2 separate regions of the Mus musculus genome follow, and region 1 is linked to region 2. Evidence: chromatin loops called from intact Hi-C (ENCODE). Cell type or tissue: heart. All regions are shown on one strand. Links, peaks and the distances in the headings refer to the core of each region. The heading gives the core; the rest is flanking DNA.

The links. A loop is a pair of places that touch in the nucleus more often than their neighbours do. Peaks named below come from ENCODE experiments on the same cell type or tissue, not always from the same donor. Only the 100,000 strongest peaks of a DNase experiment are listed, where the experiment ranks them.
Region 1: it touches region 2 in a loop (12-fold over the local background); 21 of 42 quality-filtered maps call a loop at or near these places.

Annotation. Positions count from the first base shown.
Region 1 is chr9:77,372,506-77,384,866 of GRCm38, reverse strand. It overlaps 5730403I07Rik (RIKEN cDNA 5730403I07 gene), which reads left to right. Exons shown (of 4, transcript NR_040378.1): 3 at 652-744. Among named protein-coding and RNA genes, the nearest start is that of 5730403I07Rik, 21 kb to the left of the region's middle. In heart, for the core only: CTCF peaks have their summits at 3,105 (motif pointing right), 5,038 (motif pointing right) and 7,556 (motif pointing right); no DNase peak of the experiment used is centred there; H3K27ac peaks cover 765 bases.
Region 2 is chr9:76,983,819-76,996,179 of GRCm38, reverse strand. All of the region lies in intron 9 of Tinag (tubulointerstitial nephritis antigen), which reads left to right. Among named protein-coding and RNA genes, the nearest start is that of Tinag, 56 kb to the left of the region's middle. In heart, for the core only: CTCF peaks have their summits at 2,716 and 6,037 (motif pointing left); no DNase peak of the experiment used is centred there.

The DNA of each region.
Region 1 (12,361 bases), core at 2,718-10,717, 390 kb before region 2:
CTGTGACCACGTGTCACGAGGTACCCTTAAACCCAAGAGGCGGCTCTGCTGCTTTGGCTCTTGTCTTTCCTCAGCGCCCACTTTTCTTGGGTAGATTGCTTGATTTGTTAATTTTATACGAGAGACGCTTTGAATGTCTATGAAAGCTCAGGGCAGACCTTAGGAAGTCAGGAAAGCAGGTATCTCAGCAAGGCTGTCGAAGTGCTCCTTGTCTCAACCCAAACCAGGATAAAGAACAACAGGTCAGGTAAAGAAGATGACGAAGGGTAATGATCCCCTGTCCAAGTCCCCTCCATGAATCACCGTGTTAGCCAAGACAGTGATGGGCTGCTCCCACCAGTCTCGGTGGAGAACGATTCCCGTTCCCTCTGGCTCTTTGCAGGAGCTAGAGGAGGAACAACGTTTACAGGCATGGGAGGTAGGGCATCACAGAGCAAGCCAATCCCCCTGGATTCCACCCTTCTGTGCTTCTTCACGGAGTCAGGAGGAAGCCAACACCTCCAGAGTTTTAAGGGTTGGAATTTTGTGACAGGCAGTGGAATTAAGATCATACAGATGGTTTTATTTTATTTTATTTTATTTTATTTACCAGCTCAACCCTGAGAGTGATGAAACAAGTGTGGTCCTGATGAATTTGTCCTTCTCTTGCAGGAAAGCGATCCCTCAAAGACAAGCTCATCTGACTGTGCCCATGACTCAACTTCAAAGGCTGCCTCCCTCCAGTCAGTGAAGCCTGCAATCACAGTGAGTTAGCCCCACGTCAGACGTGGATAGCTCTTGGTTGGACTGCTGCTGTATTTCAGCAATACTTTCGCACCATTTCTGTCTGTAACCCTTTACACAGGTCAGAGTAAGTAAATGGAAAGAGATATACTTCTATTTTGTTTTGTTTTACTTTTGACACAGGGTCTTGCTATAAGTTAGCCCAGGCTGGCCTGCAACTCAAGATCCTCTTGCTACAGCCTCCCAAGGGCTGGGGTCTCATGTGTGTTTTTGGTAAAGTCTGTATTACCTTGATAACAATAAAGCTACTTCCTTCTCTTGCTACAACCGAGCCACTGGGAAGATCAGATTGTTTAATTTTTCCAAACCACCACATTAGGGTCCAGCCCAGTGATTTCCCTTGCGCTGAAGCGAAATTCATTTGTAGGTTAGTCGTAAGTGACTACAGTGCACAGCAGGATTTCTGCTGAGATCTGTAAAGCCTGGTATGGGACATCTGCCTTTTCATAGCTCTGTGTTGGTGACATGTGAGCCGTGTGATGTTTACCATGTCACTGGACCAGAGTCGGTGAGTTCTACTGTCCTGTGATTGATTCATAGCAATGAATTATCACTATTTTACTGGCTTTACTTAGGATAAAAATGCATCAATCCTACTATTAGTGGCATTTGTAAACTTGGGGCCCACTGCCCTCAGAGTCAACCTACCTGCCAGGCAACACATGCCATCTTAAACCTTTGTTTTATTTAATTTTTTTTTACATTGCAGCATATTCCTTATTGTATTTCTATGCCCTGCAAATATTTTGGAGGTGTGGAAGAGATAAGATGCCTATATTAAGGAAAACCTTTATGAACTGTTTATATATTAAATAATTTAAATGTGTTATCTGTTACCATAACATTCACACAGAAATATACGAAATCATAGTTTTTAAACAGGATGAAGCAAGCAAACAAACAAACATGAAACAAAACAGAATGCATTTATGTGGGAGTCCCTGTAGACACTGTGGCTGGTGACAGGGATACAGCAGCAAAGGGGTGAGAACAAAAACTGGGTTCAGCTGGACCCCGTCTGCCTGGCTGGATCAATGCCAGGCAATTTACTTTAAGCCTATATAAACAGTATGATTTGGGGGCGGGGGGAAAGTTTCCAGGCAACAATCACTCCAATTCCAGGTGCACTGTAAAGCTTAAGTTGTGACTTCACAGAAACTCTTTTGTAAAGTGTATGTGACTGTGATGGTGGATTCTATAGTTTAAAGGCCTAGGATCTGGCCTGGTCTCTGACCAAGACAGCATGCAGATTAGCAGGCTATAAAACACGAGTGGCTTCTCCCCAAGGATGGGCTCTATTAAGTGGGAGGTAAAGATAAAGGTCTAGGGAGGGGGAGTCTGGGATAGGCATTCTGGCAGATTTACAGGGGGTCTGGCTCCACAGATAGCAAAGGTCACCAGGTCATTAAGAGCATCCCCTCTCAGCTCTCTGGGTAGAAAGCAGGAATTTTATTTCTTCCATGGAGGTGACAACCCTGAATGTTTAGCATTCCTGGTTCCCTGGTGCTTATCTGTGCACACAGGACCTTGTGCCTTCTACGAGTCTAGCATAAAATCCTTTCTTCATGCGAATCTCGAGGTATAGAGGGACATAGTCAGAACTGAGCCACCTTATGGTGCTGTGGAAATGAAAGCAAAGCCAACATCATACTGGGATGAGCTTTCAGAGTTACTTAACAAGGTTATACACACACACAGACAGACAGACACACAGACAGACAGACAGACACACACACACAGACACACAGACACAGACACAGACACACACACACACACACACCCATACAGTGAAGGGTTGTCTGGGGACACACTGAAAGCTTTGGCAGCTATATGTAGAAGCAATTTTATTTGATCACTTTCTGGCAGCTCCTGTATGGAAGCCCACTTTTTTCCCCCTTTTTTTCTTTTTCCTTTTTTTTCTTTTCCTTTCTTTCTTTCTTTCTTTCTTTCTTTCTTTCTTTCTTTCTTTCTTTCTTTCTTTCTTTCTTTCTTTCTTTCTTTCTTTCTTTCTTTCTTTCTTTCTTTCTTTCTTTCTTTCTTCCTTCCTTCCTTCCTTCCTTCCTTCCTTCCTTCCTTCCTTCCTTTCTTTCTTTGAGCTGAAGGTCTTACTTTATTTTTTCCACAGTTTTCTTTCATGGCAATTTGAAGCCAACCCGCAAACAACCTGCTCAAATGTGAAATGAATAGGATAGTCTGTAAATTAGCACTGAGAGCCGCTGAGGAAACTTACCTGGTATGTCTAATAGTCCTAGTTTCTTGGAGACTTGGATCCTTTCTCCTCCCTTGGCTCTTGAGTGTACTTTCACGGATGTCCAGCAGGGGGCAGGGTGGTGCCAGCTGAGGGTTCTGCCCTTCAGGGCTCCTCATCCCCCGATATTCCCAAGGAGAATGCGCTTTGATTGTTTTCCTCTGATTCCATACTTTTTAGAATATCTGAAAAGAACTTACTATGTTTTTGTAGACATTATTTCACTTGATCTTCACATTTTTTCCCCCAAGGAAAGCACTTTTCACATTTTTATGTGATAAAAGAAACTCTGAGAGGCTAGAGGACTTTTATAAGTGGAAGAGCTAGGCGCCACGTGGGGCTTCACTGACTTCTACCCAGAGTGAATATATTCTGTCAGTCTTAAGCACACCCAGACCGAACTGCTTGGTTTTATTTTGTTTATTCATTGTGTGTGTGTGTTTTGTGTATGTATGTTGGCACATCTGTGCCACTTAGAGGGTTTGGAAGCCATAGGAGTTGGTTCTCTCCTTGCTGGCTGTGGGTCCCGGGGTTAGAACTCAGGCCACCAGGCTGGTCACAAGTGCCCACTAAACCATGTTGCTGTGAGCCGACTATGCTGCAGATTCCATTCTGTCCGTGCTCCAGAGTTCATTCGGGTGGCATCCGGCAGAGCCGGGGCTGCAGCTCAGTGCAAGCACCGTGGCTGCCCTGTACTGGAGGCTACATTGCTCATTAGAGAGAAGAATCCCCAGTTCTGCTCTAGGACTGGAGTTAGACAGCTGTGAACCACTGAATCCTCTGGAAGAGTAGTCAACGCTTTTAACATCCGAGCCTCCTTGACATCCCCGTTGGCTCGGTTTATGAAGACCTAGAAAGAAGTCTCAAGTGGACGCCACCAAAATGTTACAATCTAGGGGACTTGATTTTTATTTTTTTTTCCTGCAGGTTAAAGAATTAAAAGGCAGGAAAAATACAGAGTACAGCAGATATCAGCCGGGGGAAAAAAACCAAAAAAAAAAAAAACTCAGACAGAGCAGACTAGAATCAGCCAGTCAAGAAAAGCTTTAACACACACACACACACACACACACACACACACACACACACACACACACACACACATACACACACACACACACACACACACCCACACCACGGGGGGGTGTGTGTGTGGGTATGCCCACACGGTGTGCCCGGCCTTAAACATCCTTAAAGGGTAAAGACAAGCTTTGGCTTTGCAGTGTGGCCTCAGAAATGTGGTTTGCACGACGGAGGATGTTTGCCTCCTGGGTAGGGCCTGGCGGAGCTCTCTACACACCCCACCAGCCAGCTAAAGGAGACAGCCAGCAAACAGCCGCGACATCCTCAGCCTTCTTCACTGGGTTGGTGGTCCAGCAGCTTCGATGTGTGGAAGTGGATGATCCCCTCTCGATTCCTCAGATTTCTTTAATGTTTTTTTTATTAGATATTTTCTTTATTTACATTTGAAATGTTATCCCCTTTCCTAGTTTCCCCTCTGAAAATTCCCTATCCCCTCCCCCTGGCACCCCAACCTACCCACTCCTGCTTCCTGGCCCTGGCATTCCTCTATACTGAGGCACAGAGCCTTCACAGGACCAAGGGCCTCTCCTCCCATTGATGACCGACAAGGCCATCCTCTGCTACATATGCAGCTAGGGCATTTTGCATCTGACTCTGACTCTGTCTCTGTCTCTGTCTCTCATATCTTGACTTTAATTTCCTATAAGCATATAATTATCACTACATTTTGAAGTAGGTTTTCTTTTTTTTTAAAGGAAATTTGGTATTTTTAGTGTAGGTACAGTTTATCTACTTTTCTAATGTTGTCTCCTCAGTCTTCCCATATCTGGATGACACATTGTGTGTGATGCTTACAGCACTCCTCCTATATAAATACCCCCGGGGCGTTTCTTTCCTGAAAAACGCAATTCTAGATCACATGCAGAAGATTGCGAAGGTAGTGTTAGCAGGTTTTGGAAGCTGACTCCTGGAGGTGACTGCATGGCAGAAGGTGGCCAGCAGGGGGCAGTCTCTCCCAGTAGAAGAGAGACGTTGTCTATAGCCATTTGCTTTTTTTTTTTTTTTTTTTTTTTTTGAAAGACTCTTTGAAGGAGCAAAACTGACTTCTTTTTTTTTTTTTTTTTTTTCCATTTTTTATTAGGTATTTAGCTCCTTTACATTTCCAATGCTATACCAAAAGTCCCCCTTACCCACCCACCCCCACTCCCCTACCCACCCACTCCCCCCCTTTGGCCCTGGCGTTCCCCTGTACCGGGGCACACAAAGTCTGCGTGTCCAATGGGCCTCTCTTTCCAGTGATGGCCGACTAGGCCATCTTTTGATACATATGCAGCTAGAGTCAAGAGCTCAGGGGTACTGGTTAGTTCATAATGTTGTTCCACCTATAGGGTTGAAGATCCCTTTAGCTCCTTGGGTACTTTCTCTAGCTCCTCCATTGGGAGCCCTGTGATCCATCCATTAGCTGACTGTGAGCATCCACTTCTGTGTTTGCTAGGCCCCGGCATAGTCTCACAAGAGACAGCTACATCTGGGTCCTTTCGATAAAATCTTGCTAGTATATGCAATGGTGTCAGCGTTTGGATGCTGATTATGGGGTGGATCCCTGGATATGGCAGTCTCTACATGGTCCATCCTTTCATCTCAGCTCCAAACTTTGTTTCTGTAACTCCTTCCATGGGTGTTTTGTTCCCACTTCTAAGGAGGGGCATAGTGTCCACACTTCAGTCTTCATTTTTCTTGAGTTTCATGTGTTTAGGAAATTGTATCTTATATCGTGGGTATCCTAGGTTTTGGGCTAGTATCCACTTATCAGTGAGTACATATTGTGTGAGTTCCTTTGTGATTGTGTTACCTCACTCAGGATGATGCTCTCCAGGTCCATCCATTTGGCTAGGAATTTCATAAATTCATTCTTTTTAATAGCTGAGTAGTACTCCATTGTGTAGATGTACCACATTTTCTGTATCCATTCCTCTGTTGAGGGGCATCTGGGTTCTTTCCAGTTTCTGGCTATTATAAATAAGGCTGCTATGAACATAGTGGAGCATGTGTCCTTCTTACCAGTTGGGGCTTCTTCTGGATATATGCCCAGGAGAGGTATTGCTGGATCCTCCGGTAGTACTATGTCCAATTTTCTGAGGAACCGCCAGACTGATTTCCAGAGTGGTTGTACAAGCCTGCAATCCCACCAACAATGGAGGAGTGTTCCTCTTTCTCCACATCCTCGCCAGCATCTGCTGTCACCTGAATTTTTGATCTTAGCCATTCTCACTGGTGTGAGGTGGAATCTCAGGGTTGTTTTGATTTGCATTTCCCTGATGATTAAGGATCAAAACTGACTTCTTGTATGTTTTAAGCAAACTGTTTTGTGGCTTACAGAGAAGCATCATCTCAGCCTGGTACAACTTCACAACCCGTGGTTCATACTGATTTTTCCCTTGTTAAAAACACTGACTGGGATATTGTCTGGGCATCTGAGCATCATTAAATAGGTGATTCGGATTTTAACTTTTTCTTGAAGGTGATTGATTCATGGCTGTGAATACAGGGCTAGAAGTGTCCCTTTGATATGAGCCTCATATCCCAGGTCCTGGAATTTTTAAGTTAATAACACATGTAGGGAAGAGATTTGTTTAATGATGCACAGCTGTAAAGGGCAAGATCAGAATTAGGGCCAACACATCCAGTTCTTCATGAAGCCTGAGCACTGGGCTGGAGCACTGAGTTAGAGCACAGAGCGACCAGTGACTTCCTTGACCTTGGCAATTGTCTGGAACCAGTAATCCGTCCTGAGAATTGACATGCTCAGAGAGAGGGGCAAAAACAAACACTGGTCTCTGGCAGGCTGACAGAATCCACACATGCTCGACAAATGATTATCTTCGGTGTGAGTCCCTTGGCAATGAAGGACAGCTCTAGCCCGTAGCTGGGTGATAAAGATGATCATGCTAGAGAAGGAAAGAAACTCCCAGGGGAAGCTTGGCTCAGGAGGGTGTCTCGTGCTTCTTCGCCATTGCGGTTGCTTTTGCCGTGGGCAGCCACAATAAGAAAGGGGGCATGCGAAGTGTGCTGTTCACATAACAACTAGAGAGCCCATGCTGGCTGGAGCTTAGAGTCCAACTACCTGGCGAGCCAGAAATCACCCTGGTTTCTGGAGTTCAGCCTGGTAAGTTTGCTCCGCTGCCACCCCACCAGCTGCCTTTTATCATAGGGATCCCTACCTAGGGAGGGCTGAAGTTTGAGGCCAAGGACCAGAAGCTAATGGTGGCTTTCCAGATGGAAACCTTGGCTGATAAAACTAGATTTAATAAACATGGGAACAAGCCCACGGCAAGACTCCTGGAGCTCACTTCCTTGTGTTTTTAAACGTGGTGGTTTGGGACTGCTGAGTGACTTTGCCAGGGAATGGTACTGCTTTGGATGGAAGTGGCTGGGTTGTGTGCCCCGTGGAGTCGGTTCCACAGCAATGCAGAAATCGTGGTGTCTGGTCCTTTCTGGCCAGCAGGGGGAGTGTGCCCCACATCCGGATGGTCGGTGTTACTTCCTGTGCCTCCCCCCACTCCAGCGGGAGCCGTCAAGCCCAGAGTGGCCTGCCTGAGGTGACTCGACTTTCCCCTTGGCTTAATCCATCCCTGGCCCAGTCCTGCCCAGATAATCGATCCTACATCTGCTTCAGCATCTGCAATAAGTAACTTGTCTCATTTGTTTGGAGAACATTCAGTGGGGAAAAAAGTAACCGGACCCATAAAGTAAGCCTATAATGTCCCCCGGGGGTATTTCCCCTTTATGAGAGAGACAAGCTTTGTTTTCTCAATGTCTCAGAAGGGAGAAGTTGTCTAGTGTTAATATGAGGGTTACTTACAGTAGACTGACTCTCAACATGCTCACTCAACTACATTTTACAAGGGGGAGAAAAGGCTACTCAACTTTCTAGTAGGATCCAAGCACCCCCGGTATCACGTAGGTATTGTCGGCGTAAAGCCCATGTGTCTCTCCTCACCCACCCCTGCCCCTGCTGAGAAATCCTGCAGGACTCTAGGAGGAGCTTGATGAAGTGAGAGAGGGGAGGAAGGAGACATGGCTTCAGCCTGTTGCCCTGGCAACTTTGGTTCTCCCTCTTCCTGAGTCAGCTCTTGACCTTTTAATTTTCTGAGTAAGTTGGTCGGAGACTGTTTAGGATCTATGGGTTGGATGGGAAGAGGGGAACCGTCTGCAGGAATCAATGTTTATTTACCTGTTTGTGAGGCGGGGTCTCATGTGTCCTAGGCTGGCCTTGAACTCTCTGGATAGCTCTGGATGACCTTGATCTCTGATCCTCCTGCCTCTATCTGCCAACTGCTACAGTTACAGGCAGGCATACACCCCTGAAGACTGGCGGAATAAACCATCTTGCCTTGAAGGTGCTATAGAAACACCAAGAGGAGTTAACAGCCAACCAGTTTGTGGCTTTGGTATTTTGACTTTTGAGCAGTTGAGGATGGACATAAGCTACACAGAACCTACAAAGCGATGGACATGCATGAGCAGGCACGTTACGTGAAGTGTGAAGCATGTGTAGCTTAGCAGAGGGAGCAACTCAGTCCAAGTCAGATTTAGAACTGGCTTTAATATGGTGTTGTGTCAAGATCTCCTGGGTACCACAGGGACTGGATTTGGGGTGTATGTTAGGGCAATGATAGCATCTTGTCCTTATGAGTATTTCTTATTAGAACCACCCAAAAGAAAGAGTTGTATTAAAAAGCTTGTGACATGACTTAGTCTTCAGTATTGCAGGACAATGAAAAGCCACATCTGTGGCTCTCGCTTGGAAATCTTATTATTAAGAGCGAAGACTTAAAAAAAGCGCATGAGAACACCTCCAAGAAATGTTAACTTCATTTGTGGGATTTACCAGTCACAGTGATGTGTGAATACAGTTCTGCCAAGATATGTGGCGTATGTTTTACTCAGTGCCTCATGGCTGCTGCTCTGTGGACTCCTAATGCGGACCCTTTCAAGTTTATCTGCTGTGTGAGAAGGAAGCCACCAACTTCTTACAAAAAGAAAACATCTTCCTCTCGATTACGGTTTAAAGCTTTCTAAAATATTTCCTCACAAAGTCGCCAAGGAAGTGATTTTAGAACTACCCGTTTTTAAACTTTTCCTTTCAGTTCGAATTCCGAATGGACATTCTAGATGTCAGCTGAGAGGTTTTCATTCCAGGCCACCTCACCTGGGCAGCTCACGGTCTCTGATCTGTGGGCCTATGGTAAGCTGGCTGGCTCCCTTGTGATGTTGAGTAGAAAAACCATCAGTCAGCTTGGGTCCAACATGGTTCCTCCGTGTTCCACTCTTTGACTTTTAAAGGTTTCTTTTCTTACTCCATTGCCAGCCTTCATCTCTGCTTATGCTTTTTCCTCCTTTATCCCCACCCCCCGTGTGTGTGCGTGTGTGTGTGTGTGTGTGTGAGAGAGAGAGAGGGGGGTAAGAGAGAGGGGTGTGAGAGAGGGTGTGTGAGAGACAGTGTGTATGTTTGTGAGAGAGAGAAAGAGAGAGAGAGAGAGAGAAAGTATGTGTGAGAGGCTCTGTGTGTGTGTGTGAGAGAGAGAGAGAGAGAGAGAGAGAAAGAGAGAGAGAGAGAGAGAGAGAGAGAGGGAGACAGAGTGTCTGTGTATGTGTGCGTGTGTGTGAGAGAGAGAGGGTGTGGGTGTAAAAGAGGGTGTGGGTGTGAAAGAGAGAGAGAGAGAGTGTGTGTGTGTGAGAGGGGGGAGAGAGTATGAGAGTGTGTGTGAGAGACAGATGTATGTGTGTGTTTGTCTGTGTTATCTCCTAGAATGGGAAAGATTTCAGCTCACGAGAAGTGCTGGTCACACTTTAGAGAGGTCTCGATTGCACTTAATGTACAGTTTTTTACCTGAGAGAAAGGCTGTTGTTCAGCTGTGTCTTCTCCACAGCTCAAAGCAGGGGGCCGAAAGCACCATTTTTCAGCAGTTACTAAATCATAGAAAAGTGTGACATGTGTCTGGGGAGAACAGGGCAATTCCGAGAGGGTTTTATTCTCCCTGTTATTTCTTTAAGCTTTGAGTATCAGTGCTCAGTTTTAAGTTCCCATGGCGGATGCTCTTATTTTATCGGAAAACTTCAGTGAAATCTCTCAGTGCTGTTATCCAGGGTAGCTTGCAGAACCCAGCCAAGTCTTCCCAGTCCCTCCTCTTTGAGGTCTCCCTTCCTCTGTACTTATCAGATCCTTAGAACTGGCTTCATGGAAGTTAAATATTAGTAATAAGAAAGCCAATACCCCCCAGGGCCCAGAGATTAAGTATCATCCTGGGGTTTGATAGTCAGTCTTTGAAAGGTAAGAACAAACCATGAGCCAGTTGAATTCATTGGAAGGAGTCAGACTGGAGGACAGGGAAGACGGGGAGAATGTTGAGGACGGGGAGGACGGGGAGGATGGGGAGGACAGTGTCCCCAGAGGTTCTGAGTCCTGAGCACCTTCGGGCCACAGAAAATTCCTTTTCTTCCCCGTACATCACCGAGACAGCTCATTTCATTAGCAGTGATTTTGCCACCCTTGACAGACTGATTTATCTTCCAGCCTAAGCAAACATTACCTCTCTCCATTCTATCGATGGTTAATCGAGCCAACCAAAAGACTGGATGACTTTTAACAAATGGCTGTTTATTTTCCTTTGTGTTTTGAAAAATATTCCTCAAGTCACACATTCTACTGATGAGGCAGATGTCACTTCTTGAAGACATATGTGTATGATGTATATGCATGTGTCTTTTTGTCTAGAAGTAATTTCACGTTTATGGAAGTTTCTTGAGTAAGAATAGCATAAAGAACAGTATTTCACCAGTCCTCAGGGTCCATGCCCTGGTGACGTCATCTCTACCTGCTAGACTGTTTGTTTCCCGGTCCTATTCTTTCCTTTCTTTCTCTCTCATGCGCACATGCAATGACATGCCCCTTCAGGGAAGGCACCAGTTTGAGTGAACATGTCAGTGATTCTTTAATTTACAGTGTAATGCCCTTCCATCCCGCTAATGTGCAATGTGGCTTACTTTTGCCTCAGCGCAAACTGTAGCCAGGAGGCGCGTTCCACATCCCTAAAACATTTCTGCAGACTTTTCCCACTTTTATGGCATTGAAAGTTTTGTGGCAAGGGTAGAAGACTCCTCTCTCTATGACTTTGTCTGAATTTCTTCACCACTAGAGTCAGGCTGTATCATGATGCCAGGATATAGCCATTTCTGAAATGCGCGCTTCTCAGAGAGCCAGTTCACCCTGTGGGTAATGCATTTTCAGCACGCAAAACGGCTGCACCAATTCTCAAGTTGTAAATGATCATCATTTTCCCCACTGCAAATGGTCTACAGAGAGACACGTTAAGACTGTGTGGCCATCAGCATCTTCACCTCAATGTCCCCTTAGTGTTAGCATTTGTGGAGGATGCTTGCCTGAGCCAGCCGGTATTGTGGTAGTAACTCAATGATAAGTAAGGATCTACTCTGGTGGGTTTTTGCTTTTGTTTATTTGTTTTCCAGCCAGCACCCGGGAATTAACTAGAGCCTAGACCCCTCCTTTCTCCTAGTTTGCGTGTGTGTGTGTTAAGCTAGTCTCCTCTGTGTGTGTGTGTGTGCTAAGCTAGTCTCCTGTATTGATTATGGTTATGGATGCTAAGAAGTCAGAGATCAAGGCACCATCAAAGTTTGTGCATCTTGTTTGGCTCCTTTCTCATGATGAGTGCCTTCTTTGTGTCTTCAAGGCCCCCCCTCCCCCCAGTCCCACCTACAATACCCGAATCACCCAGGCTCCCCACTCACCCCCGGTTATTAGCATAGGGTCCTTCATGGTCTATTGTCAGAATCTAGGGAACAAACACAGTAAAACCACAGTAGCATGCATCATCTGTGTGGATACACAGTCCCCATTTCTGTTCTGTGCTTCAGATGGCCCCCCCAGTTCTCATCCACATTTAGCTCCATTCGTAGATTAGTCTGGATCTGGCTAGCTGTGAGACGTCCAACCTGGTTTTGTGTGCCTGTGCCATATGGCAGTTATCCATGTGAACATATCCTTATATTCTGATGTAACAGCATATTCCAGGTGCTCCTTGTGGTCTGGAACCTTGCCTTAATCCACTTCTTCAAGAATGTCTATTTCCTTTTAGTGGAGAACAGCATCAAAGATAAAGATCACTAGCTGAACTCATTGCTTCAGAGATATCTCTTTCCAGAGTTTTTAGTTAGAAGATCCGGGAATACAGGCATGTAAACATTCACACAAACATGCATATATACTACACACAGCATACACAGATG
Region 2 (12,361 bases), core at 1,997-9,996:
TGAGTGACTGATTCAGAAGTTCCAGTCTGGTCCCTAAAGCTTGGAAGGTTCCTGGAGACCTGTTTCTCAGACAGTGATGGAGCCTGGACACTGGTTCTGATAACAACTACAGAATCAGCAGGAGCAGCAGCTACAGATTAAGTCAATTCAGCAGTGAGCAGGAGGGCTGGGCAGGCAAGAGGGAAGGCAAAAACCTTCCTTTTGTCATGGTCTCTTCTTTTAAACCAGGGCTGCTACTGAAGGTGCTGCCTATACGTGGACCTTTCTGCATCAATAAGGCAAACAGGATAACTCTATAGTTTAGGTTCTCTACATAGTTAAGATGACTTCAATTTGTGGCAAGTTGGCATCCATTAAAACCAACAATCATCATACCCTTCACTCTTCTTCTTTGCCCGAATCACTGTATAATCCTGCCAAAAAAAATTAAAATATCTGTGAAAACTATGTTAACTTTACTTTTATATCATTTTATGATGATAAATTTCCATGAGATGTCTTATGCTACTGGCTAATCGCCTTTTAAATATGCATTCTCTTTGTTTTCCCATTCTTCGAGTTGAAGTCTCAAAATCATGGATGCACTGTCCTGCTCTTAAATGGTAACTGGGTTACGATATCACTGACAAATTTGAAGTCATCAGAACACATTTCCTGGAGTCACATGTTACTGCCAGCCTATGTTGCCTTTATCTTGCAGACAGAAACCCTGTATCCTTCTCCCTAAGTTTCTCTTGTAGCATCTCCCCCACCCTTAAAACTACTTGGAAACCTCCTAAGGAGTTTTCTCTCTTTCTTCTTAGGATTAGACTTCACTTGAGTAAATGCCCTTATGTTTCAGATCTCAACTTTTAGAAGCAAAATCTTAATTTTTTTGTTTTGTTTTTGTTTTGCTTTTTTCAAGACAGCTTTTGTTTGCTTGTTTGTTTTATGTGTAGCGTGGCTGTCCTGGAACTCACTCTGTAGACCATGCTGAGCTCAAAGTCAGAGATGTGCCTGCTCCTGTTTCTCAAGTGCTGAGGAACCTTTATTCTTGACTTCTTCTCAATTTTCTAATTTTCTCACTCCAATACTTGCTTTGCCAGCACTCATTGTCCTCAAAACATCTTCCCCAAAGTCTTTCTTAAACTTAACTACATTCTCTCTTAAACTTAATCTTTTCTCATGCTTATCATCTAAAGTAATCCCCATTACTTGTCTAAAACCCGATTGTTTCAAGGCTATCAATTATCTCTACCTTGTTAAAACCTCTTGTCAGATTTTCCACTTACCCATTCATTCCCTGTCCTGACATTCCCATACTTGTTGCTGTTTGCCAGGTTTCTTTTCTCCCTCTTATTCTGCCTCTCACTGCTGTAGTTGCTAAACCCTGGCCTTTGGCCTTGCTCTCTTTTTTCTCTTACTCATTCTCAGTGAATTCAGTGCTCTCTAAACTCCGTTTGGCCTTCAGCACCAGATGAAAGCTGACATCCAACTAAACAATATTCCCAAGTTCGACGCCTCTCCTGAATTCCAGACATGTATATTCTGTGTTCTAGCAACATCTCCCTATGCAGAAGATGGACACTTCAAACTTAACACTTCTGAAACAGGGCTCTCCATCTTCCTATTTCTCAGCAGCAGCAGCAGCAGCATTTTCTCCCTGAGTCAATGTAAACTCTCCTCCCACATGGTCTTGTGGGAAAGCTTGGAATTATCTCTTATTCATTTCCTCAAAACCCTCTTTGAGTATATCACAGCATCCATTGACACTATCTTCAAAGTCACCTACTCTTCATTCTCTGCATTATCTCTGCCTGAATGTCCATTACTCTTATTTTGTATCTGGATTACTGATTGGCATTCCAGATAATTGTATTTTTAATATAGAACCCAGGGCTTCTCCGTAAAACATTATCAGATCTAGCTGCTCATTAGCCTAGGCCTAGTGGTCCATGATTTTCTTGCCTACTAAACTAACACAGCTACCAGCTTTCTAATGTCAAATTCTACTAACTTTGACTCTCCTTCCATCCAATGTGTTCTTCTACCAAATAACCAATCACGTTGGTGTAAACACCTTCATCTAGTCTGCTCAAATTTACCTTATCAGTGTGGCTTCTCTGAATGTCCTATGGAATCTATTATTTGCTCTGTCTTCCCTTAGTTCTGCTTCTCCTTAGATGTTGCTCTGTTTCTCTACAGTTCTATATAGTTATAAATTTCTGCCTTAGTGAAATGATTTAATAATTCTCTTCTTGTTGATCATGTATCATCTAAGTTGAAGCTTCTTGAGACCAGATCTCTTTGCACAATGAGTGTATGTTAACAAATCATCTAATACAATGTTAATGCATAATAACATTTATTACTGAACAGTGACCTTTTAAGCTCCTGTTCTTAGCTAGTTCTTAGGTGTTACCGTTCAGCTTTAAATAGGGTAAGTTTTAGTTTAAAAATAAGATAAGGAGAAAGTGGTGAAAAAAAGCCAAGGTACTCATCAGCTTTGATTTGATTTGTGGACAATGGACCCATGATCACAGGACCCTTTCATTTTCTTCTTCTTTAGTATATCTGGTTCTGATCTCAGTTTGCACAAGGCTCTGTGATCCTTCTAATACATCTTGCAGGTGTTTGATACTTGCATGGCTTCTCAGCCATTACTCTGGATGGCTGCTGGGGTTTTGGTAGCACAAATGGATTCCAATGTGGTTTTATTCTGACCTCCCATGGATAGTTTGGGAAGGGAACAGAGTCTGCAAATGCTCTCACTGTAAAGATATTAAGAGAAATTTCTATAAAGTCTGACATAACTTTCAGTCTTGGATTTATATATTCAGGTTCAGTGAGGACAGGGTTGAACTGCTTGCCACCTCTCAATATCCAGTCTTATTTTGATATAGTGCAAAATGAGTCTTTGTGTTGGCCCTTAAAGTTATGTTTTATATTATGACTGCTTCATTCACTAAAGATAGAAAAAAGGAATTGATGATATAAGTGTTTTGATTGTTTGGGTTTTTGTGTGTCTGTGTGTGTGTGTTAATCATACAGTGAATTTTCAGGAAGTGAATAAATACATCAGTGATTGCATAGTGTTTCATTGTTATTCAACACTAACTCTACTTTAGTTCTACTCCCTAGCAGTTTGAACTTTTTATCTTTCTAATCTTAAACTGTCGTTCATATTCACTTTTGTCTTTGGTGATATCCCTAGTCTAGAAAAACTTCCTCATAACACCTTATAGGGTAGATCAGATCAGATTCTCCTGATTTATGGCAACTGCTCACTGTCTGTCTCTACTGCTTTAGTAGCCACGGTGTCTATGTTAGCCTCTTTTTTATTATCATGCAGGCTGAGGTTGATGAAGGTAGATGTGCTTTCATAACTGCTGCTATTTGCAGAAATGTGCCCGCATTCAGAAGCTCCTGGAATTTCGAACCTTTAAAATGTATTTCCTCTCTGTGACAATTAACAAAACTAATTTTGTTGGTAGTGTTAGTAGGAATATCATTTTTTTTAACAAATGTCTTAGGCCATTTGGGCATTGTTAGTTGCCCCAGAGCCATATATTTTAATTCTTTTCTCCAACAGCAATTCCTTATTTGGTAATTACTACATTCAGGAGATAAGTGCATTAGTGAGTCAGAGAGTAATCAAGTATTTCAAGAAAGTTAATGTCCCTTATCTGCAGAGCTCAATATACTTTTGTGAAGTACCTAACAAATTTATCTGAACAAACTGTTTGCTGTCCTTTGTGTAGAAGTCAAAGCTATTAGGTTTAATTTACTTGAACAAATGAATTTGAGTGTATATTAAGTGCTTAGCACTAGGGAACAAAAGCTCGAATAATGTGTAGTCTCCTTTCTCAGGAATTATGGTTAATTCTAATTTTCTTTTCTATTGGATTAAGGAATACCTCTGAAATCAATAAGGTACACTTTTGGGTGCGTCTATAAACACTTTGCAGAGTGGAACAACTGAGGTATCTGTAGAATGTGCCTTAAATGTGGTCTGTATTTTCAGACTGGATACTGAGGGGTAGAGAGTTGGTAGAGTACCAGCATTTTTTCCCCCATGTTTTCTGACCCACCAAGATGTGAGCAACTTCTAATGGCAGGTGTGAGCCATTTCTGCTGCTATGCCTTGACCACCAAGATCACTGTATCTTTTGCCCCTAACTCAATGTACAACAGTCTTCTTTTAAGTTGCTTCTTTTTAGACATGAAAAAGTAGCTAACACAGAAATTGAGGCACATACATATATAACTGATTCTATCAGAAGACAATAAAGGCTGTCTTCCTATGTAAAAAACACAGGAAAGTGAAGGACATGCATAAATCTAGAATGTTTCTTTTTTAACACCCCTACTTTGTCTCTCTCTCTCTTATTCCCAAGACATCTCTTGATACTACTTGGGGATGATGTACTGAATAAAAATGCTTTATCTCTAAATAGTGTTATTTCCTATACTACAAATTAGAAAATATCACTGCCAATTCTAAGGAGTACCTTTTGTTTCAAAATGGATCCTAGTTCTCAAGATGTTGGAACATGAAACATTGCATCTAAGTAAAAAAAAAAGTATTCTTTGAGATATTTCATTCTAGCCCATGCTTCCTATGTTGCAATTACATTGCCTTGTCATGGTTCATCCATGTCCCTGACATTTACCTGAAGTCCAAAGTTGGCAATGCATTGCATGAATGGTATTTATTTTGCAAATATCTCTCAAGGATCGCTGAGAGAATTCAGTGATTAAATGTAATGTTTGAATTTCTAGATAATTATAATAAAAAAGACAAATTTAGATCTCCCTTATTGTTTTCTCTGTAGAACAGAATCATTGAAACTATAGTCTATGTATCACCAAAGGAGAATAATGCTTCAAGTCATTATTTTATTGTGTATAACTAATGTCGCATTTACTGAACAAATGGTTAAGTGTTGAGGCTTTATCCATGGGAGAACAGACAAAGACTCTGACTTCTCTCCATCAAACCAAAAGCCTGATAATAGCTACACAACTATTCAACAACAAAAATTATATTTTGAAAGGGCCAGAATACAGATACTGTACTTTGTTGTCTAGAGTCAGTAGTATGAAGAATTTTTAAAAACTTATGTACTTAAGTAATTATACAGCAAAAGGGGAGAGAAACTATAGTAATATGAAGCATGGTAGGGAACAGAAATTGCACTTGTAAAAGAAAGGCAAAAGGAAGAATTATCAAAGTAATTTCCTGAGTGGTTTGTGATTTATTGCTCTTTAAATTAAATTGAGTTAATTAAATTTAAATTGTCCACCTACAAATATCCCAAAAATTTATGCTGAAAAATGATTTAAAACTTTAGCATATTTCCTATGATCACTGTGAAGAATTCTGTAAGATGAAAACCTTCAGATGAGGGTTAGGCAGGCAGCTCAGTGACACAGTATTCACTTAGTAGATGTGAGGCTTCAGGTTTGATCTTTGACACCCCCCACCCACTGCCCAATAAAGATAAATGACAGAGTAAGCAAGTGGGTGTATTGATCTTAGGACAGAAAACCAATAAAAGCTGAAGATGAACAGTATTAAAAATGATAAGAAAAGCACTGAAACTTAAGGCATGAAAAATCCAATGTCTGATGAACTAAGAAAGAAAAGTCTTAGAACAGGAAAGGCTGGTGAGGAGAGGCCAGGGGAGGAAGATGGCAGAGGGGCAGAGAAATAAGAGTGTGGAGGAATTTAGAAAGCTGAAAGAGGTTAGAAACCAAAGGACATGAGCCTTATTTGGATATTATGGTAATCCCATTGTGTCAGGAAAGTAGATAAAGATAGAACAAAATGCTTTAGTGTTTAAAGTAGTGGTATCTTGATGAAGAATGGTTCTTTTGCCTCTTTGGAGTATAAGATTACATTATCTGTGGAAGAAAGAAGGGATTAGACTTCATTGCCAATAATTTGAGGAAAAGAAGATTGTTGGCAATGGGCTTCTAGATATTTAGGATACAGAGGAGCCCAAGGAAGCAAGAGGGATTGCCATTTGCTGGTCATGGTGCCACCCTGCCCTCTTGTGTGCACTTTGTGCAGTGGTGGGCCATGGCTGAAGTTCCAGACAAATAGGAAAGGATAGTTGAGTTCATCCAGTAGTCCAGTGCTGGAGATGGGTACCATTAAAGAGTCAACAAAGCTGGTCCTCCATCCACACCTAGACCTCCATGGAGACATGGCTGATTGACACATTGATTAAAGTTGAGTTCACAGTGGTCTCCAAGACATTCAGGTGCATAGTCACAGAGATAAGTCCCAAAAGCATCCTGCCACATGACACCAGGTAGACACAGCAAGGATCCATATTCATTAATTTCCAACTTACAATTTACACCACAATACTCTTGAGGACAGCCACACACAAGTCTTTCTATCTCAATGAGGTCCTAACTGATACTGTGATTGCATAGGTAGCAGATTAACAGCAACACACTGTGAGACTTTGATGCCTCTTTGTTGGTCAAAACCTAGTTACAATATACAAACATGTGAAGATACTATTGACATCTATATTTGTCACTACTGGAATGGATACACAGGTGCCCTATGTGAGACATACATAAAAGCATGTAGTAGCCAATTTGGGAGTAAGGAATGTGCTAAGCTGTTGGTACTCAGGGGTTCTCCCCTTTCTCAGAGGTGAATGTAAGGTTTGGGGGAAGTGGCTGTGTAAAAGAGAGACTTGGAGGATGGGGAGTGGCAATTGGGGTGTAAAGTGAAGAAAGAAAGAAAGCAAGCATCAGAAAAGTAAGGTGTTAAGGATACGCTATAAAATTACAGAACCTATGAAATAGGAAAAAAATATTTTAGGAATTAAGAGAAAGTAGAATGAGCTAGAAGCCATGATAATTTTACTCTCAGTGATTTCATTTCTTTAATTAATTTTTTATTAAATTCAGAAACAATTATGAGAAAATGTCATGTAATAATAAAGAAATACTATTATACAGATTAAACATATTCTTGCTGAGTTGCTAAACACCATGATTTTTAATAGATGCACATTTTTGTCATACTAACTATGAACTCTATGGTCAAAACTATGTACTCTCACTCTCTCATCCATCCATCTATCTATCTATCTATCTATCTATCTATCTATCTATCTATCTATCTATCTATCTATCTACCATTATTAATCATCTATTATGTTTCTATATACCTATCTCTAACTATCAACATACATATCTTCCATCTGTCTACAGAGCAAGTGTCATCTCTCTATGCATATACTATCATATATGATACTTTCTTGCTAATATATCATAAAAACTATACTTTCAGTTTACTAGGATCTTATTCCATATTTTTACATATGTAAATTTAAATGATTTTTCTGAACTTAAATTTATAGAATGATTATAAAATCATCTGACATATTTTTTATTAGGGCACTAACCTTTTACTAACATGCTGCTTTTCCCTCTATCTTTTAAAATAGCAATTGAAAACTGTTTTAAATTTTAGACAATGTTACGTTTAATGCCTAGACAATACATTACTTGTGAGTAGCAGTTTTAATTAAATTTTTACGGCACAGATTTAAGATAATTGAATGAACATTTCTACTATGATGATTTAATGAATTCATATAGATGTGTAATTGGTTTTTAAATATATTTTTATATTAGATATTTTCTTTACTTATATTTTAAATGTTATCCCCTTCCTAGTTTCCCCTCCAAAAATCCCCTATCCCCTCCCTGTCCCCCTGCTCCCCAACCCACCCACTCCAATTCCTGGCCCTGTTATTCCCCTATACTGGGGCATAGTACCTTCACAGGACCTAGGGCCTCTCCTGCCATTGATAACTGACTAGGCCATCCCCTGCTACATATACAGCTAGAGTCACAAGTCCCACCATGTGCTTTCTTTGATTGCTGGTTTAGTCCTAAGGGGCTCTGGAGGTACTGGTTAGTTCATATTGATGTTTCTCCTAGGGTGCTGCAAACCCCTTCAGCTCCTTGGGTACTTTCTCTAGCTCCTTCATTGGGGACTCTGTGCTCTGTTCCAATGGATGATTGTGAGCATCCACTTCTGTATTTGTCAGGCACTGGCAGAGGCCCTCAGGAGACAGCTATATCAGGCTCCTGTCAGCAAGCACTTGTTGGCATCTGCCATAGTGTCTGGGTTTGGTGGTTGTTTATGGGATGGATCCCCAAGTAGGGTAGTCTCTGGATGGTCATTCCTTCAGTCTCTGCTCCTAACTTTGTCTCTGTATCTCCTTCCATGGGTATTTTGTTCCCCCTTCTAATAAGGATTCTGAGCTTCTGAGCTAATATCCACTTATCAGTGAGTACATTTCATGTGTATTCTTTTGTGATTGGGTTACCTCACTTAGGGTGATATCCTCCAGATTCAGTCATTTGTCTAAGAATTTCATAAATTCATTGCTTTTAATAGCTGCATAGTACTCCATTGTGTAAACACACCACATTTTCTGTATCCATTCCTCTGTTGAGGGACATCTGGGTTTTTTCCAGTTTCTGGCTATTATGAATAAGGCTGCTATGAACATAGTGGAGCATTTGTCCTTATTACATGTTGGAGCATCTTCTGGGTATATGCCCAGGTGTGGTATTGTTGGATCTTCTGGTAGTACTATGTCCAATTTTCTGAGGAACTGCCAAACTGATTTCTAGAGTGGTTGTACCAGCTTGCAGTCAGACCAGAAATGAAGTAATGTTCCTTTTTCTCCACATCATATGGATCTTTCACTTCCTTAATTAGAGTCACACCAAGTTATTTTATATTATAATATAAATATAATTTTATATTCTGCTACTTTACTGAAGCTGTTTATCAGGTTTAGGAATTTTCTGGTGGAATTTTTGGGGTCAATTATATATATTATCCTATCATTTGCAAATAGTGATATTTTGACTTCTTCCTTTCCAATTTGTATCCCCTTGATCTCCTTTATGTTGTAGAATTGCTCTGGCTAGGACTTCAAGTACTATATTGAATAGGTAGGGAGCAAGTGGGCAGCCTTGTCTAGTCCCTGATTTTAGTGGGATTGCTTCAAGTTTCTCTCTATTTAGTTTGATGTTGGCTACTGGTTTGCTGTATATTGCTTTTATTATGTTTAGGTATAGGCCTTGAGTTCCTGATCTTTCCAAGACTTTTATCATGAATGTGTGTTAGATTTTGTCAAATGCTTTCTCAGCATCCAATGAGATGATCATGTGGTTTTTGTCTTAGAGTTTGTTTATATAGCAGATTATGTTGATGGTTTCTGTATATTAAACCATCCCTGTCATCCCTGGGATGAAGCCTACTTGATCATGATAGATGATCATTTTGATGTGTTCTTGGATTCAGTTTGCGAAGATTTTATTGAGTATTTTTGCATCAATATTCATAAGGAAAATTGGTGTGAAGTTCTCTTTCTTTGTTGGGTCTTTGTGTGGTTTAGGTATCAGAGTAATTGTGGCTTCATAGAACGAAATTGGTAGAGTACCTTCTGTTTCAATTTGTGGAATATTTTGAGGAATATTGGAATTAGGTCTTCTTTGAAGGTCTGATAGAACTCTGCACTAAACCCACCTGGTTCTGGGTTCTTTTTGGTTGGGAGACTATTAATGACTGTTTCTATTTCTTTAGGGGATATGGGACTGTTTAGATTGTTAATCTGATTCTGATTTAACTTTGGTAAAAAATCTTTGTCTAGAAAATTGCCCATTTCATTCAGGTTTTCTAGTTTTATTGAGTATAGCCTTTTGTTGTAGGATCTGATGATGTTTTGGATTTCCTCAGGATCTGTTGTTATGTCTACTTTTTCATTTCTGATTTTGTTATATAGGATACTGTCCATGTGCCCTCAAGTTAGTCTGGCTAAGGGTTTATCTATCTTGTTGATTTTCTCAAAGTACCAGCTCCAGGTTTGGTTGATTCTTTGTATAGTTCTTTTTGTTTCTACTTGGTTGATTTTTGCCATGAGTTTGATTGTTTCCTGCTATATACTCATCTTGGGTGAATTTGCTTCCTTTTTTTTCACTAGAGCTTCTAGGTGTGCTGTCAAGCCACTAGTGTATGCTCTCTCTAGTTTCTTTTTAGAGGCACTCAGAGCTATGAGTTTTCCCCTTAGGACTGCTTTCATTGTATCCTCTAAGTTTGGGTATTTTGTATCTTCATTTTCATTAAACTCCAAAAAGTCTTTAATTTCTTTCTTTATTTCTTCCTTGACCAAGTTATCATTGAGTAGAGTGTTGTTCAGCTTCCATGTTTATGTTGGCTTTCTATTATTTATGTTGTTATTGAAGATCAGTCTCACTCCATGGTGATCTTATAAGGTGCATGGGATTATTTCTATATTTTGGATCTGTTGAGGCCTGTTTGGTGACCAATTATACAGTTAAATTTGGAGAAGGTACCATGAGGTACATTAGATGGTATGAACATTAGATGAAATGTTCTATATATATATATATATCTGTTAAATTCATTTGTTTCATAATTTCTGTAAGTTTTACTGTGTCTGTGTTTAGTTTCTGTTTCCAGGGTCTGTCCATTGATAGAGTGTGGTGTTGAAGTCTCCCACTATTATTGTGTGAGGTGTAAAGTGTGCTTTGAGTTTTAACAAAGTTTCTTTAATGAATGTGGTTGCTCTTGCATTTGGAGCATAGATGTTTAGAATTGAGTGTTCATCTTGAAAAATTTTTCCTTTGATGAGTAAGAAGTGTCCTTCCTTATCTTTTTTTGAAAATTTTGGGTTAAAGATGATTTTATTCTATATTAGAATGGCTACTCCAGCTTGTTTCTTGGGACCATTTGCTTGGAAAATTGTTTTCCAGCCTTTTACTCTAAGGTAGCGTCTGTCTTTGTCACTGAGGTGAGTTTCCTGTATGCAGCAAAATGTTGGGTCCTGTTTACATAACCAGTCTGTTAGTCTATGTCTTTTTACTGATAAATTAAGTCCATTAATATTAAGAGATATTAAGGAAAAGTAATTGTTACTTCTTGTTATTTTTTGTTGTTAGAGTTGGAATTCATGTGTCTATCTTCTTTAGGTTTGTTGAAAGATTACTTTCTTACTTTTTCTAGAGCTTGGTTTCCCTCTTTGTGTTTGAGTTTCCCCTTTATTATCCTTTGAAGGGCTGGATTTGTGGAAAGATATTGTGTAAATTTGGTTTTGTCATGGAAATCCTTGATTTCTCCATCTATATTAATTGAGAGTTTTGCTGGGTATAGTAGTCTGAGTTGGCATTTGTGTTCTCTTAGGGTCTGTGTGAGATGTGCTCAGGATCTTCTGACTTTCATAGTCTCTGGGGAGAAGTTAGGTGTAATTCTAATAGGTCTGACTTCATATGTTACTTGACCTTTATCCCTTAGTGCTTTTAATATTCTTTGTGCATTTGGTGTCTTGATTATTATGTGACAGAAGGGATTTCTTTTCTGTTCCAGACTATTTGGGGTTCTGTAGGCTTCTTGTATATTCATGGGCATCTATTTCTTTAGGTTAGGGAAATTTTCTTCTATAATTTTGTTGAAGATATTTACTGGTCCTTTAAGTTGGAAATCTTACTTCTCGTCTAAACCCATTATCCTTAGTTTTGGTCTTCTCATTGTGTCCTGGATTTCTTGGATGTTTTGGGTTAGGATCTTTTTCCATTTCACATTTTCTTTGATTGTTGTGTCAATGTTTTCTATGGTATCTTCTACACCTGAGATTCTCTCTTCTATCTATTGTCTTCTGTTAGTAATTCTTGCACCAATGGCTCCTGACTTCTTTCCTAGGTTTTTTATTTCCAAAGTGATTTCTTTATTGTTTCTACTTCCATTTTTGATCCTGGGCCATTTAGTTCAATTCTTTCATCTGTTTGGAGTTATTTATTTCCTTCTTATAGTCCTTAATCATCATCATGAGAAGTGAATTTAGATCCATATCTTGCTTTTCTGATGAGATGGTGTATCCAGGACTTGCTATGGTGGGAGAGTTTGGTTCTGATGATGCCAAGTAACCTTGGTTTCTGTTGCTTCTGTTCTTATGCTTGCCTCCTGCCATCTGATTATCTGAAGTGCTCTCTGCCCTTGATATATCTGATTGGAGCATATCCTTCTTGCATTCCCAGTTGAGTCAGGACTCCTCAGGGTCCAGCTTTCTCTGTGATCCTGAGATTCTGGCTGTGTCAGAGTTCTAGGCAGTCAGGCTTTCTCTGAGACTTTGAGATCCTGGTGTGACCAAGCTCCTGGGATCCTGGGATCCTGGGATCCTGGAATCCTAAGATCCTGGGAGTGTTACAGTTCCTGGAAGTGGTACCTCCTCTCGGGACCATGGAGCTGTCTGCTGTGTTCAAAATCAAGGTAGATCAGCATAGACCAGAAGGAACCCGAGCAGCTGGTCAG